Regions from separate parts of the Homo sapiens genome. Here regions 2, 3 and 4 are each linked to region 1. Evidence: chromatin loops called from intact Hi-C (ENCODE). Cell type or tissue: Panc1. All regions are shown on one strand.

Region 1 (2,500 bases):
AAGAATAAGTCCATGCTCTTTGTGTTTCTATAAAACCTATCCCTTACACCAGGTGGTGGTAATCCAATGCTAGGAGTTCATGATTTTAAAAAGTTGTGTACCTGCTACTTCACTATAAAACACAAAGGTGCAAAGTCTGCTTAGGCAGAAAATAGCTCGAGATCTTTCAGATCCAAATGTGTAGGTCAATGTGGTAACACAGGCCAGGCATTCTGCTGTGTTTTTCATTTATATGCTGTTGATACCCAAGATACAGCAAATAATGTCATCAATTTCCTTCAATTACCTCATAGAGGATTCATTTGCACTCAGGGAATAAAAAGGTTGCCACAGTAGCTTCAGGATCACTCAGCAGCAAGAATCGGCATTAATAACTATCCTCAGAGGCACAGAGGGAGGGAAGAAAGTCATTTACTTAACATTCTTTAATTCTTTGTGGTATAACAAGACTATGTCATGATTTAGAGCTAAAAAGCACAGTTGTTTTGCTCACGAGAAAAGTCTTTCATAACCTACACAGTTTTTGTGACACATGGAGTTATGAGATCTTAGGCTACCTTTAAATACGGTATCCCCCTGCTGAAAGCTCTCAAACAGCTTGCAGAGGAAAAAAAAAAATCCCAATATTACTTTACTCCTGAGACATCAAATATCCCATGTCTTACTTTATAAAGAAGTTTCTTTGTACAATAGCTAGATAGTGCTGAAGAAAATAACTTTTGTATGCCTGTATCATAACACAGGGTCATGTATAGCTAATTAAGCATTCTTCCTTAGGTTTGATTACATAAAGAGTTGGTTTTGTAATACAATAGCACATGAAGGTCAGTATGGTTATGAGAGAAACCTTAGATGCTATGACAAATCCAATAACTAGCAGGGTATTTGTTCATAAAAGTAAAGCATTTCTCAAAATATTTTGCTGATTTGTTAAGGTACTGGAAGATATTTTGCTGGCCGCCGAGCTGACCTTCTGCAACACCCTATATGGTGAGGCTGTTAAAAGATTTTCTTAGAAGATACAGATTTGTATTTTAGAGTAAGACAGAGACAAAAACAAGGATCATGAAATGGAGGTTCACAAGTATCTGAACCAAAGTGGGGAAAAGGGGGGAAAAAAACAAACATCAGCCAGCTCCTTATTTGCACACCGAGATTCACTAACTCTATATGGTAAGTCCTATTTCCCGTCATTTTCCCTGAATCTAGCATGCTAACCATCATAACGAAAAAGAGTTTGTTTTCACCTTTACGTTCCCTTTGAGTATTTAAAACGGGGAATGACTCACATCTCACAAGGCCAAGAATCTTTGAAATGAACTTCTGGAAAATTTAAAGGTACCTGGAGCTCCTGCAACAAATATAAGACTGCACTGCCCTCCAGAGGTGACTCCCTGGCAATTACCTTTAATCAATTAATGATAGGAGGACCAAGTAACTGTGTTGCAGTAATCTTCATTGCAATTTTAGTCCTTCTATCTCAAATAGTTTTCAAAACACAGGACTAAAAATCAGTGGCAACCTACTGTTTCCCTCTAAGCAGAATATTATATTGTCTCAGCTCTTCTATCTTACTTCATTTTGTTTGAAAATAATATTTGCTACCTCTTTGGCTAAATGTTAAATATTAATATTTTTGGTTGGAGGGCCTATTTATTCATGTACATTTTTCAGAAAAATCAGATTAAACAGACAGCCTAAGGAAACCTTAAGAAACCTGAGGATCCTCAGAGATAACTGAAGGTCACACAAAGAACAGTTCAGAAACAGAATATTTTACTGTCTAATTATGTTGTCATCACTTAACTGAAGCTTGAAGGGTGCCCACAGTTATTGTGAGAAAAATATAAACTCATTTTGAATTTTTTTCTTCTTGAGCTTTTGTTCTCCACAGCTATGTGATCTAGTTCTGTTCTGTTCCACACACACCTTCCAATAGTGGATAACCTTGTATATTGTCACTTTCCACATATTCACCGTCAATTCAAATTTTTTGAGATTTAAGACAAGGCTAATAATTTCTTGATAAAATTGTAATAACCTGTGTGTGTGCCTGTATGAATGACTCAAAACACATCTTTTAAAAGTTCTTGACAAAATTAAACATTATCTACACAGCAAATATTTATGTAGGGCTTTGCAAATGCTAACTCATTTAATAATCACAACAGCTATGCAACAGATAGTTTTACTATCATTCACCTTTTTTTACAGATGAGGCAGATTTTGAGAGATTAACAAAATCACAGAGCTGGGACATGATAGAGCTGAGATTCAACTTCAGTTTAGCTTCAGCGTCCTGGTTCCTAACTTCCTCACTTTGCTTTACATGGTCATTTAAATATATATATCTTCCCTCCCATTATAAAAAGCATTAATAAGATTTAAAATAAAGTTGATACTTTTAATATAGCTGTCTTTTTTTGTTTTGGGGGATTTTTGTTTTATTTTACAATTCATAACACATAGGAAACTTAAAAAATATTAAAACTCTGGGAGA
Region 2 (2,500 bases), 310 kb before region 1:
GACTTCCTGTTTCCACAAGGCATTTCCTGTTCACCCTCACAGAATCACTTTTCTGTAGGAGAACAGCAGGAACCTGACAAAGAACTGACTTGAATAAACAGTGTCTTCTGTTGCCTTCAAAGTTGTTTGTATTTTATAGCATCAAAGGACATAGTCCTCCTGAAGGTGCATTATATACAAGTAAATTTTTTTGTTAAACCTATCTTTTCTAATTGTTATTTGCCAGAATGTTACGGTATATGCCCATGTCATTATGGAATTATACTTAAGAGATTCTAGTGACAATATAAAATATGATACACCTTCTTTTCAAACTGATTTTGACTTGATATCAGATAATATTCATCCTGTTACTGTGTTTTTTGCAATTGTAGACACAATATTGTATCTGATTGGACCATAATGCTGCACATTACTTCTCACTAACATTTGCATCTGCTTCATTTGCTCTTTTTTGATAGACAGTGTCATCAAATTACACAAAATAAAAGTAAAATGAGCAGTGCTATGTGAGACATAATCTAATATTTAAAGTAGTGCTGCAATTTGCATCTATATATTTAAAACCACCTGTATTCCTAATATGTTCAATTGCAACCTACACAATAACCTAGGACTACTGGCATGGTGACCAGAACATTTCTACTTAACTAAAAAAAGAGAGAGGAAGGAAGGGGCAGACTACCTTTAACAGTGTTCAAGACTATAGTATGATACATTATGTACAGTGATGTGAAAATTAAATTCTAGATGTTGCAAAAAATCAAAAACTAATCGAATGCTTCATTGATCAGACTGGGAGACTATCCAGCAGTCACTGATCTCAACACATAAACTCAAAATAACAGTGAATTTGTTTTCTTTAGAAGTAATTGGTGTAGCAGGCTTTGGGATAAATTTAAAGCCTATTAACTGCTCAGATATTATGTATCATAATTTTAGTATAACAGGTATTTCCTTACCAGTGGATTTTCAATGAAACATTGATATCTATATAGAGATCAGTATATAGAAAGACCTCTATATAGATATATACATATATCTGCATTAGGTAGAATCCTTAAACACTGAACTCAAATCATAGAGAAATATAAACTGATAGGAAATCATATCCATTTACCAAACCTGCAATGCATTTCATGTTCAGATAATGACTTTAATTACAAATCCTGGAGCTAAATCTTTGCCTATTACCTGTTGCATAAAAGCAGCCTGCTCCCCAGATTCCATTTCCTGGATCTGAGCATCTTCATCACTGTCCACTGGTTCCTCCTTGACCTTCACAGCCCCAACTTGTCCCAGTGTGTCATCCACACAAGCACTGCTGTCGCTCCTAGTGCTGTTGCCACTAGAGGGCGCTCTGTCTTCCTGCATCGCCTGGTCCCCCTGAAGCTCTTCCTCTGCTTCCTCAAGGTGACTGCCTGGTTGCTTCAGTTGTTCAATAGATTTCGAAAGCAGCTAGAAGAGAGTGTTCAGGGGTTCAAAATTCAGTAGTTCTTCATGGTAACAGAGAAGCAAATTACACTTTGATTTCTAATAACTCATACACTGTGATTTCTAATCATTGAACATAAATTTCAGAATGAACTTGTAGGCAACAAGTTTCCTCAGTAATACTAAATCTAAAGTAGTCCCATTATTCCATATTGTATGGGTCCAGTAGGCAGTGAATAAGGTCTTTAAGTGTTGGATTGTTTTTTCTTTTTAATGGATCACTCTTTAATGCAGTTAGAACATGGTGTAGAAAAAGGTAAATAAACTATCCATGGAAACCCTGAAACTTTCAAAAGGACATGTTTTGAAAGTTGAACCTGGGAATAATACTTTTCTCAAAAGATAAAGGGGGTGATAAAAAATGTTGTCAATATCATTTTTCAACGAATGTTAAACGCTATGAAAGCCAGAACACAAATGCTAATAGTCTTTGTCTAATTTTCTTGTACCTATACAGAGAAACGACAGTCAAATGAAAAAGCATCTTCTTATATATATTTGTAAGAACTAGAAATATTTATTTTGATATTCTGAACTTTAAAGAGGTGTATGATTTAAAAAAAATTAACAATAAGATGTTTTATGAACAGACTCAAATGGAAATTAAATATTAGAAAAGAATCAGGAAATTATTTTTTAATTTGGAAATCATTATTTAGACATTTTATTTATTTTATAAATTAGATTGAACTTAGTTTTCAGAAGTCAATGAATTAACTGCTTAATGATTTTAAAAGATAACTGACAATATGCCTAACTTAAACAATAGCAAAATATCATAACATGAAAGCTCAATAAATGGGGAAAAAGTCTCAAGATTATTTTGTCTCACACTGGTCATTTGTTTTATTTCACAGTGGCCCTGTGGACCAAATCATCTGCAGACCTTGAACTGTGTTTTCAAGAGTTGCTAAGTTTTCTGCTAAGTCAGTGCCTATGTAAGCAACATGCCAATTATTGTAACTAGCAGCACACTTATAATACTACCACCATAAACATGAATGCA
Region 3 (2,500 bases), 140 kb before region 1:
GACACTTTTCCCATGTTACCAACCTGTGTGCAAAGCAGAAAGGACAGAGTGGATGCTATAGCTCTCTGGAGTTTAGGTTATCCCGGAAACTACAAGCAGGTGGGAAATAGGAACGTGCTTCGGGGTTATTTCTTTGTCAGAATACGTAGAAAATTATTAAGTCTACCCACGAGAAAAAGAAACCAATTAAACCTGGCTTAGAGTTCTTCAGGCTGCTAGGGTTTTGTTGCAAAAACCCTCAGTCCTGCAAGTGGCTCCAGCCGGTGCCCTTCTCCTATCTGTGTCTGTGCCTCTCTTCCCCCTTTCTCAGTCTCTCTCAGCTCAAGTTGGCTAAAGCGAGTGATAATCCATTTGCATATGAATCAACAACAGCATGGCCCACAGGCACAGAAATAGAACAATGGTCGGCCTGAGCCAAAAATAGGTCAAGCATGGCCGAGTGATTGGAGCCTGCATTAATGCATTTAAAAATACCCCAGCAAACCCAGCTGTCCAGCCTCTATCTTTCCAACCATAATTCTCTATCGCAGGGCCTTAAAACCAATTAACTCTTTCCTCTCTCGAAGCTTGCTTTACACACTGTGTTTCCATACTGGCGATTCGCTTCCAAAGAAAGGAAGGCAAGAAAAAAAATTAAGAATCATAATTCTAAGAGGGCAAATGCACATACATTTCATTTCATTTTATTTTTGTAGTATGTGTTTTTGGAAGAGAGAGGAGAGAAGTACAGAGCTCTGTATTGGTTCTAAAATAATACTGGAAGCTTTTGCTCATAATGTGGTTTCTGCCTCACCCACGCACAGCAATCCTGGTGTTCTATTTTTGTTGCCTGTTTCTCAGGCTACACTGCAGTTGGCTGTAGCACTAGAAGCTTTTCTGCCTTCTAGTTTCAGGACTAACAGGAGATTTAGCAGAGGTACTTTTGGAAAACAAGCACACCCCAGAATAAAATTTTTATGAAGGACAGGCTTGATTTTTTACTTGCTATTTATGCAAGACAATTGTCCATTTCACAAATCCTATTGTATCTTAGTACCACCTATGAATTTTATCGCATCCATCCAGTTAGTACTATATCTATAAACAAAACAAAACACAAAACACAAAACCGTGGCTTATATGTGAAAATTTCCCCTCAGCCTCTCAGGCTAAATTCAATTTACTTGCAAAAGGAAAAGAAAGTAGTCTGATTTCTTATGGATACAGAATTTCTGAGCATATGCACCTGTTGATGGATAAATCATATATATGGTTAGTACCCAACTATGACTGTTCTGCATTCAGCTATACATTGGTTGCCCGAAATATGGACCTCCTAACTTTTCTGTAGAAATAGCATTTATGATAGTCAATAGATTACCAGACACATTGTGGCGTTCAGCTATACAGTACAGTAGATAGTATCAGAGTTTTATAGTCTCTGGTGCTACATTTATATCCTTTCTATATAAGAGATAAATTTTACATTCCAAAGAGGGATCCTAGCATCTTGTCACTTCCAAGAGCAAACCCAAAAGTGATAATCTACTAGTCATGGAAGCTCTTTTCTCTTTTCTAAACTAAATCAGCGAGGAAAATGTAATTCTAAGGCATCAGAAGCAACAGGGGAAAGAGAGGAAAAAGCAGATTATTTCAAAATTCCCAGAACAATCCGATGGAAGAGGGATCTTGGTCAACTCCAGAGTATGAAGTCAGAGGGGGCAAACAAGGGGACACAGAGTTTTGATGAAAGGGAAGAAATAAGCACGTTAAATCATTCATCAAATAGGCCACTGCTGAATTCCTCTTCTTTCACAGATTAATTTCTACTGAATACTCTACTTCTTGAAAAATTGTATTTGGATATGTAAGTTACAATTTTTAAAAAATATATATTCCAAACTGCGTTTGACTTAAGCTACACAACAAAATCTTATGTTCCTGTCAGTGGAAAAAACAAAAAGCAATTATCTGATTCCATCTGATATTACAAATAAACTTTTGATTACAAAATTTATGTGTAAAATTCAAAGGATAGAAACAGTGTGGACCTAATAATTTTCCTTAAGGATGATGTACTGAAGTAGTAACTATCATCACATTTTAGACCTGGGAGGAAATTTAGAGATAGTCAATTGTAGTTTTCAAACTCTGTCTCATGACATAAGGTACCTGCGAGTTGCCTAAGTTTCCTCAAAAAAGGTTCTCCGTGGAACCAGGGGAGCTCCACTTTTACCTGTTTCCATTTGGAGATTTGAGATTTCTTTTGAAGAACTTTTTTTTTTTTTATTCTACAAAACATTTATGTAAAGAACATTTTTTAAATTGCGGTATATTTGACAAATCAAGATTCTTTATATTTCAGGTGTACAATTTGATGATTTGATACACCTATACCTTGTGAAATAATTACCATAATCAAGCTACAAATCTATCATCTCAGCTAGTTACCATTTTTTTTGTGGTGAGATCAGAACAAGAACTTCTTATATTAAGAAAAACAATCATTGAAATTCACTCA
Region 4 (2,500 bases), 1.3 Mb before region 1:
GGAGACTCCCACTGGATCTTACTCAATTTGTTCATCTTGGTTTTTATTACGACATTTAAAATCAGACTTAATATTTTTTACAAGGCTAATTTATACTGACCTAAGATAAAGCTTACCTTTTAATTCTTGCACTGTTAGACTCATTGTTGGACTCAGACATTTACATATATACATACATAGTCCAAGTGTTTTTAAAACTTCATTAATAACAGCAATATCAGCTTAATCATTCATTTAAAATGTTATTTCTCATTTGTTTGTTAAAAAAATTAGTCCTTCTCAGATAATTTTTAAAATTCGCTTAGTTTTGTAAATAAGACACTTTGTCCTTGCTATGCAAATGGAAAGATTGCATGAAGGAGTGCATGGGTGTGAGCCTTGGCAGAATTAGGTTCAAACCTTTGGGTGGATTACTTAATTCTGAACCTCTGTTTTCTCATCTCTCAAATGGGGACAATAATATTTGTCTTGTAGGGATGTTAAAGTTCTAGAAATAGTATAAGAAAAGGAATCAGTCAGTGGCTGGCAGTAGTTGTTGGCCCACAATTAATGGCAATAATTTGAAACCAATAACTTCTACAACCCACAGATTTAATTTTTTTCCCTGAAAGAAAACTCAGCTCTCTTAACAGGTATTCTTTCTTTAGTCTAGCATCCAAGAAAAATTTGTTTATGCAGTATATATTTATGTTAGAGATTGTATTCCTTAAAAAAGAAAAAACAAAACAAAATAATAATTGATATTTATAAAAACACCCTTAAAACTTCTAGATATTTTTACTATTAAATTAAAAATGATTAATATCAGATTTTAAAATGGTAATGGCTATCAACATTTCCAGAATAACTTTTTCTTCCACTTTTCTTTTAAATATTGGATTTCTTTTCACTGTAAACATAATACCATTGTTATCAAGTACGTTTTTCCTTATGGTGTATAAAATTATTTATATTATATGATATATACATATACATTTAGTTTTTAATTTGAAATTTTCTAAGATTTCTTCTAGTCTATGCCTTGGTTTTCCTTAGAGAAAACTAACCCAGCACTTGTGTTTTTAATTTAAAATGTATTTTTAATCAAAATATGCATATTAAAATTAGTCCATGATATTACCTAGTATCAGTGTTTTGTTCTTCTCAAAGTTTTTTTTTCTTCAAATTAGGTGAAATTTTGCTCTTGAGTAGTCAATAGTTGAGAAGTCATTATTTAAAAATCAATACATTTTCTGGTATTTCTTCAAAGAGAGAAAGTCAAGGAAAAGCTTCTATTTCAGAGTCAATAGATTTGTAATCATTTATTTGTTGTTGAAGGAATTTCTATGCATTTTTCATACTCTACCACAAGGTGGAGTATTGCTTTAAATATTGGACCTTTTTACCCCATGTGTTCCCAACTAGACTAATTCTATTATGTAGGTAAACGGTGAAATAAAATTTTGGTGAATGTTAACAGAACTTTGGGCAGTAAAATTTTGATCACTAAAGGATTCACCTGATAACTACTAAGGTATATTAAGAAAAAAAGCCATAAATATTGCATTCAATGGCCCTCAACAGAAGAAAGCAAATTTATTCCACTGTAGGGACTTTATGACATAAGTCTTGAAATGATATTTAACTTTCATATATCTTTTTCCTCAAAGGCAGGAGTGTCATAGCCTACTGTTTAGATAATTTACTTCTATTTTGTATATATGCATTAATTGTGATAATGTAGTCTGTGCTGAAGAGCATTCATTGAATTCCATTACATTGTTTTGAAATGACGGCTGTGCTACTGAATTGCTTTAGAATCATGCTGAAAACTTACCAGAACAAAATTTTTTATTGACACTAAATAATTTCTAGCTGAGGTACAGTCAAAGGAAATCCTTCAATTACTCGATGCTGCTTTTAATTCAGAGCAAGCAGATGATCTCCCCAGAAGCTAAGGCTACTTGCAGGAATTTTTATGGATTTAACGGTCATGAGATTACATCTCTCTGACATCTCTCTGCCTTACCACTCTTGTTTGTAACTCTACAGGCTAATGGCAGGGGCTATGATAGGTAGCAACATAGATATAACAGAATCACAAATGACAGTTATTTATGAATGTGAAGAATGCATGCTTAAATAGTATCCAGTGGCTCACCTCTCAGACCTCTATGAGAAGACAAATGAAATGTTTGAAGTGCTGCACATGACTTAGACCAAAATGTCTCATATTCTCATTCAGACATATCTATTTTTTAAAAAAAATTTCAACTTTTGAACATTGGATGAAGAAGTAAAAAAGAAAAAGAGGATTTTTCCTAGCTCCTCAGCCCACCCCCAGCATGTATACAAAGCTAAGATTAAGACAGTAAAAAGACAAATTCTAATTTGGAAAGGTAAGGATGACATTTAAAGCCATTATTTCAAAATCAAAGAGATGTTTAATTTTTCTTTTTATAATTGCTGAATAGTAAGACACCAAACAGTTTATGTTTAGACCAAATTGTACTTTTTCACT

What was found. Hi-C counts contacts between places; a loop is a spot of excess contacts. Peaks named below come from ENCODE experiments on the same cell type or tissue, not always from the same donor. Only the 100,000 strongest peaks of a DNase experiment are listed, where the experiment ranks them.
Region 2: it touches region 1 in a loop (4-fold over the local background); 76 of 110 quality-filtered maps call a loop at or near these places.
Region 3: it touches region 1 in a loop (2.3-fold over the local background); 41 of 110 quality-filtered maps call a loop at or near these places.
Region 4: it touches region 1 in a loop (11-fold over the local background); 40 of 110 quality-filtered maps call a loop at or near these places.

The regions. Positions count from the first base shown.
Region 1 is chr7:18,351,387-18,353,886 of GRCh38, reverse strand. It overlaps a transcript of HDAC9 not described here. Among named protein-coding and RNA genes, the nearest start is that of HDAC9, 140 kb to the left of the region's middle. In Panc1, CTCF peaks have their summits at 1,195 and 1,398 (motif pointing left); a DNase peak (open chromatin) is centred at 1,316; H3K27ac peaks cover 1,985 bases.
Region 2 is chr7:18,665,171-18,667,670 of GRCh38, reverse strand. HDAC9 (histone deacetylase 9) reads right to left here. Exons shown (of 26, transcript NM_178425.4): 12 at 1,195-1,458. Among named protein-coding and RNA genes, the nearest start is that of HDAC9, 170 kb to the right of the region's middle. In Panc1, a CTCF peak has its summit at 1,349 (motif pointing right); a DNase peak (open chromatin) is centred at 1,350; H3K27ac peaks cover 463 bases.
Region 3 is chr7:18,493,547-18,496,046 of GRCh38, reverse strand. HDAC9 (histone deacetylase 9) reads right to left here and starts at 298. Exons shown (of 26, transcript NM_178425.4): 1 at 24-298. RefSeq lists an enhancer at 520-569. In Panc1, no CTCF peak of the experiment used is centred here; no DNase peak of the experiment used is centred here; H3K4me3 peaks cover 926 bases; H3K27ac peaks cover 2,060 bases.
Region 4 is chr7:19,664,465-19,666,964 of GRCh38, reverse strand. The region is part of intron 4 of LOC105375180 (a long non-coding RNA gene); the gene reads right to left. Among named protein-coding and RNA genes, the nearest start is that of MIR3146, 40 kb to the left of the region's middle. In Panc1, CTCF peaks have their summits at 1,179 and 1,384; a DNase peak (open chromatin) is centred at 1,378; H3K27ac peaks cover 2,434 bases.